Linked DNA regions of Mus musculus: region 1 is linked to region 2. Evidence: chromatin contacts called from ENCODE Hi-C or POLR2A ChIA-PET data. All regions are on one chromosome and are shown on one strand. Each heading gives the region's core, a stretch centred on a gene start or an enhancer-like site at or near the end of the contact. The rest is flanking DNA. Distances are from core to core; before and after follow the strand shown.

Evidence for each region. Hi-C counts contacts between places; a loop is a spot of excess contacts on that map. ChIA-PET counts read pairs that join two places held with the same protein, here RNA polymerase II (POLR2A).
Region 1: POLR2A ChIA-PET joins it to region 2 with 23 read pairs in embryonic stem cell. The contact joins the promoter of Qsox2 here to the enhancer-like site in region 2. A Hi-C loop is called at or near these places in 1 of 37 maps with a recorded cell type or tissue (T-helper 1 cell). POLR2A ChIA-PET finds 5 or more read pairs at or near these places in 4 of 5 experiments (Patski and embryonic stem cell).

The regions. Positions count from the first base shown.
Region 1 is chr2:26,235,699-26,238,886 of GRCm38, reverse strand. It overlaps Qsox2 (quiescin Q6 sulfhydryl oxidase 2), which reads left to right and starts at 1,488. Exons shown (of 12, transcript NM_001302956.1): 1 at 1,488-1,844. The coding sequence starts at 1,535.
Region 2 is chr2:26,131,692-26,134,611 of GRCm38, reverse strand. No RefSeq gene overlaps it. Among named protein-coding and RNA genes, the nearest start is that of Tmem250-ps, 7.4 kb to the left of the region's middle. RefSeq lists an enhancer at 889-2,329. Within about 2 kb of position 1,616, at least 2 of the 3 ENCODE cell types and tissues checked have a DNase peak (open chromatin) inside an H3K27ac peak, as active enhancers do.

The DNA of each region.
Region 1 (3,188 bases), core at 239-2,738, 100 kb before region 2:
AGAAGAAGAAGAAGAAGAAGAAGAAGAAGAAGAAGAAGAAGAAGAAGAAGAAGCCAGTCCTACTCTCATGACTGCCTCCCCCCACCCTACCCCCAGGCAGTTTCCCTACCAGTCTCTCTGGTCCCTTGTCCTGCTTATTCATCCTCTGGTGACCATTAAAAATCAAATAGCTTCTCTGTATTTGTCTCCCAACCATGTCTCCCTGTTGCAGGATATTTGATCACAATGTAAACCCCAAGACTGTGTTATTTACTGAGAATAAAACCGGTTTCTAGTTGTGGTGTGGCTCAGCCCTTAGCACACACCTTTAATCCATGAGCTTTCTGTTTATTGTAAACAGTATAGATTAGATATAGATATAGATATAGATATAGATATAGATATAGATATAGATAGGCTTTTCAAGACAGGGTTTCTCTGTATAGCCCTGGATGTCCTGGAACTCACTCTGTAGACCAGGCTGGCCTCGAACTCAGAAATCTGCCTGCCTCTGCCTCCCAAGTGGTGGGATTAAAGGTATGCGCCACCACGCCTGGTTTATTGTAAACAATATTAAATAGGTCAAGAGGAAGAACAAGAGACCAGTTGACAGGGAGTGAAGTAGGAAAAACCGTACAGTGAGAGATCAGGTAGACAAACAGGAAGTAGAAGAGATTACATATTCTCTCTAGTGTTTGGAGAAAGCAGAACATTAGCATAGGAAAGTAGACTGAGTGATTGGAGAAGCCAGACATGGTGGTGCACATGTGTAATCCCAGTCCAGGGAGGCAGGAGGACAGATTCAGGCACATAGTGAACTCCATGCCAGCCTTAGAACCCTGTCTAAAAAAGAAGAGTCAGGTCTACCTCTCCTTTCTACCATCTTAGCAGGAAGCCAGCCAACTTTACCAGGTGGTTCTACTGTATCATGTGGGTTATAAAAAGGTCAAGGGATCATCGTGGATGTTTGAAGTTGACAGGTAAAATCATAGGTTGCATGTAAAATCTAGGATTCATGCTACATAAGAAATACAGGCATATAGCAAATATTTTTTCGATCTGTTTTTGTCCTATTAAATCTGCATTTCAGACTGAAAATCTTGGCCTGGTGTTTACTCAACATTCAACATGGCACGGGCTATTTCCCCTTGCTAAATCTGGCTACTTAGGCCCAGGACTTTCACTAGGTGAAAATTGCTTGCGGGTTTTAAGATTTTTAAGAGTTTTTTTTAATTGGGATAGGGCCAATGACCAGAGGCAGGGGCGGGGCCAGGAGCACAGGGGCGGAGCAGACTTAAGGAATGAGGCGGGGCCTACATTCTGGGGCGGGAACAATGTTCGGGGGCGGAGCAAAAAAGCGAGCTGTGCGGGACCTGGAATGACCAGTGCTGGGGAGGGGGGTCAAATTACGAGGGCGGGGCGAGAACGAAGAGTAGTGCCTGGGAAGATTAGCGGATTCGGGGGCGGGGCTAGTGCCTAGGGCGGGACCGGCGCGCGCAAGCACGTGACGCCGGTTGCCAGGGTGAAAGGTCAACGCGCCGGCGGCACTCCCAACATGGCTGCCGCCCGGGCTGTGGCGCGGGATCCAGGAGCTTATGCGCGGCAGCCACCGTCTCTTCGAGCCGCGCGGCTGCCGCGGCTGCTCTTCCTGCTGGCGGTGGTGGCGGCAGTGGGGCCCCGGGAGGGCGGCGGGGCGCGGCTCTACCGCGAGGGCTCAGACGCCGTGTGGTTGCTGGACAGCGGCAGCGTGCGGTCGGCCACGGGCAACAGCTCAGCCGCGTGGCTGGTGCAGTTCCACTCGTCGTGGTGCGGCCACTGCATCGGCTACGCACCCACCTGGCGAGCGCTGGCGGCGGACGTGCGAGGTGAGGGCCCCGCGCGCCGGTGGACGTTCCTCCGACGCAACAGCTACGTGGGCGAAGCCCCACAGATGGGGCCGATGGCTTTCCTGAGGTCGCCAGCTCAGAACACCGACTTCAACATGTCCCCAACCACTTATCCTAGCCACTACCCGATCAGTTTGACTTTCCCCATACCCAGCAATTGCATTTCAGAGGCTACCCTCTCCACTCAGGAAGGTCCCCATTCCTGTCAAACCTCAGCCTCGTTTGCTAGGTAGCCGACCATATGGTGGGCATTGGGCTGAGAAACTTAGATACCCACTCTGGGGACTGCTCTGCAACAGCAGAAAGTTTACAAAGCGTCTTCTTGCTGGGCTTCTGGGTCACTAGCCATAGCTTTCAGGAAATCTTCCCATATATGTTTAGTTACTCACCTTTGTAGAACTCAGACCCCTTGGAGCAGCTCCTGTAAATGGAATTTAAGTGGCCTTCCCAGCACTGGCTTACATTTGGCTTCACTGGCTTACAACTGTTGAACTAACCTCTAATTACAGATCTCTCAGGGCAAGACAACAAATTGTTACTCTTTTTCCTGCACCTTTGGTTTTAGGTCTGATGTTGAACACTGCTGTGTTCTTCTTAAACAGATTTGCAAAGAAGCCCTTTTTCCAAGTACGCAATTGCAGATGACTATTTTAAAATGTTTACCCTCTCTTTCCTCATTGTTGGGGCACTTTGACTTATATTTTTTTATTTTTTTGAGACAGTTTCATGACGTTGTCCAGGCTGGCCTTGAATCCATTGACCTCTGCTTTGGTCCTTATGTAGAATCTAATGACATTGTTCTCTTGGGTCGTAAGTTTTCTTTTTCTTTCTTCTTAATACTTAATTTGTTTTGAATTACATGGGCGTGGGTGTGTGCAGGTGAGTGCAGTTTCCCTTGGAAGGCAGAGGTTTTGGATTCCCTGCAGCTGGAATCAGAGGTGGAGGGAGCTGGGAATGACACTCCAGACTGAAAGAGCAGTGTGTGGGGTTTTCTTTGTTTGCCTCTTTATTTATAGTTTTTCAAGCCAGGGATTCTCTGTGTAGTCTTGGCTGTCCTAGAACTCACTCTATAGACCAGGTTGGCCTTGAACTCAGAAAGATCCGCTTGCTTCTGCCTTCTGAGGGCTGGTATTAAAGGCGAGCACCCACAACACCCTGATGCAGTCTGTGCTTTTAAACTTTGAGCCATCTCAGTTTCCTTAAGTCCTTGACAAGCACTAGCCAAAAGTGAGACAAGACAGTGAAAAGACAGTTTATACACTGGTTTTTTGTGGGGGTTTTATTTTTATTTTTTGCCACTCAATAGAGGAGAGGATTTTCCAT
Region 2 (2,920 bases), core at 367-2,866:
ATAGCTCAAGAAACACCAGTAGGAACTGTGTCTCTGCAGGGTAGAGACACTTTAGAACTACTCCCCAGGCTGGGGTATTCTGCTAAAATGCTTGTTTCAAGCAGATTTGTTTGTTTATTAAGGCAGCACATAAAAGTATAAAAATGGGAATGAGCTGCCTGCTGCAGGGCAGGGCAGGGGAAGTCAAGGGCAGGGGAGGTAATGAAGACCTGGGCATATACAGAATGGACCTGCAGACACAAGTCCTCAATGGCTGGTTATGAAACCGGTCAACAGTCATAAAGCCACTCATTTGGTCAGCTGCTGTACCCCAGGCCCTTGAAGCCCATGAGGTAGAAAAAGGGACAGGGACAGCTTTTAGGCTAGCCTTGTGAACTGACTTTGTGAAAAAGGGTAGGCAAGGGGCTGCCTACTACCCAGTGGATGGGAGGGAGGAGGGAGGGACAGGAATCCAGCTGCTAGGACTTTTCTGAGGTTTGCAGAGCTGCCCAGCTAGAGCTGGCTCAGGGGACCCAGTAAGAGCACAGGGGGGAGGGGGGGGCTAGATGTTAATTTGAGAGACAGGAGCTGGGTTCTGGGTCTTCCTGGGGGAGGGGTCTACACTTCACCACCACCACCACCACAAGAAAGGGGCATCTAAGGAGTGGGGACTGTGCCATGAAGACCTGGGACTAGTCCTTAGGCAAAATGGCTGGGAGCTAGGGCCAAGAAGGAAGGAGTGGAGGTGAGGGGACTGGAGAAGGCAAGTTCAGCCAGGTATGGGAAGCACAGATGGAGAGATGCCCTGTGAGGTGTAGGGATAGGGACACTGTTATCTACAACCCTGGGGAGAATATATATATATAATTTATTATTTTTTTTTTTTTTGGTGATAAGAAGGGTGCCGGTGCAGTGGTTAGTGGCTAGGGTTTTCTAGAGATGAGAAGGGAGGTGCTGCAGGGCCCCAGGCTTGGGTTGAAGTAGTGGCTCTGAACACCCGTTTGTTGCCCCTGTACCAAGTAGCAGCTTCTGCAGTCCCTGATGGAGACCCAAACAAACACAGAACCTGTGACCTTCCCAGTGTAGTGTGAGGAAGAGAGCCAGATGGTCCCTACTCCCAAAGATGGTAGGGGCAACCCCAGAGCACAGACCTGCGCCGCCACAGACTCAGCTGCGGTTATTGATGTCCCCTGACCTTGGGAAGGCTCAGTCCTTGCCAGCGTGTGAGGGGGAAGGGAGGGAGCCGGCGGCGCCTGCACATGCTGATTCAGCGTTTTCTGGGGACAAAAAAACGTGCTAGATCCACAGCAGGAGGGTGCCTTTCTCTTCTCGGTTTTTGGACTGGTTTAGAAAGAACGGTCCCCTTCTGCCCGGCCCTCCTAGGAAACCTTCCTTCCTCTAGAGACACTAGCTCCCAGGAAGCCGCAGTCCCAGGCTGAAGCAAGCAGGGGAGATTTTCCGGAAATCCCGGCATTCTGACTTGCCTCCTCAACAATTTCCAAAAGAGGGAGCTGCCCCCCAGCAGCAGCCTTGCCGAGAGCGAGCTGATTCAGCGATCTGGGGCCCAGCGCCCCTCCCCCACCTCACCAGGCTGCTTGCCCAGGCCTGTTGGGCAGCTGTGTCACATGGGGCCTCAGGCAGAGTTGTGTGGCCCTCACTGAGCCTGGGGGTGGGGTGGCAGACTGAAGGGCACAGGCTGCCAGGTGACCCTTCCCAGCCAGGCCAGCTACCCCACCCCTATCCCCACCGCACCCCCTCACTGCTTTTCTAGTCTCGGGCAGATGAGCAGCCATAGGAGTGTGCCATAGACCCAGGGGGAGGCACAGGGTGCAGCGCCGCTGAGCTGTGCTTTGAGGACTCTGGTACTGTCAGCCCTAGGAAATTTCATCCCAAAGAAACAGCAGCTACTCCCCCAGATACGACCAGTCTCCCAGAAGCCGAAGTCTGGGACAGAGTTCTCATCTATCTCTGGTGGGGCCAATTGTGACAATCTCCCAGGACAGGGGTTATAGCTAAACTGCTGGCCCTGAGCCAGCCCAAGACCTCTAGAGCACCGGGCCTGGGGGGGGGGGGGGCTCCTCTATCAACAGGAACAGCAGGGAATGAAGCAGTTACCCTCTTCCCTGGAAGTCTAGCTTATTTCTGATGTTACTCCAGGCTGGTGTTGTCTCTAACTGTGGACCCTGGGCAGGACAGGGGAGCCTGTGGGAACCACTGACCAGGTCTAGGGACAAAGCTGTGTCACCTACTTGAGAACATGGGGCCTAAAAACAAACTTGCTGAGTCGGTGCACAGCCATTGGTATTTTGTTACAATGGGACCATGGGTGTAGGTAAGCGTTTTGAGCAGGGTGGGAGAGAGCCATGGCTTTGGGCTGGAGCTACAGAGGAAGCTAGAAAAAAAGGGTGGGGTGAGGCTGGCCAGAAGCTGAAGGAGAGAGCCGGATTGCTCAGGAGGGCAATGGCCAGTAAGGTAGGTGGGAACTTTGAGGGGTCATCAGTCATAGGGTGGGATGGGGGTGGGAGTGAGGGTAGGGTGGACATCTTGTCAAACTTGGAAGTCATAGGTAGATGCAGTAGTCATGAGCTGCAGGTTGACCTCCCTCCTAACTCATTAAATGAGGACAGGTATTCTTTTCTCATTCTTGGAATATTAATGACAGCCTGCTGGATGCTGCATGAATATTCATACAGAGATCAATCAAGTCCAGGCTTTTGGTAGTGGCACTTGTGGTGGCACCAAGAGATGGGACCTGCCAGGTAGCTGGTGCTATATGGAGGGACTGCCATCAGGAGTGTGGCTGGCTGTGCACCCTGCCACTACTAAGGCCCCTTGACCCTCTGGACAAGCCAATAGCATCCTGCCCCGTGGTCACCCTCAGCCTGGGTGACCCTCACTCGGGCTTTGGAGTGGGTGCTGTGGTGAGTGGTATACTCATACA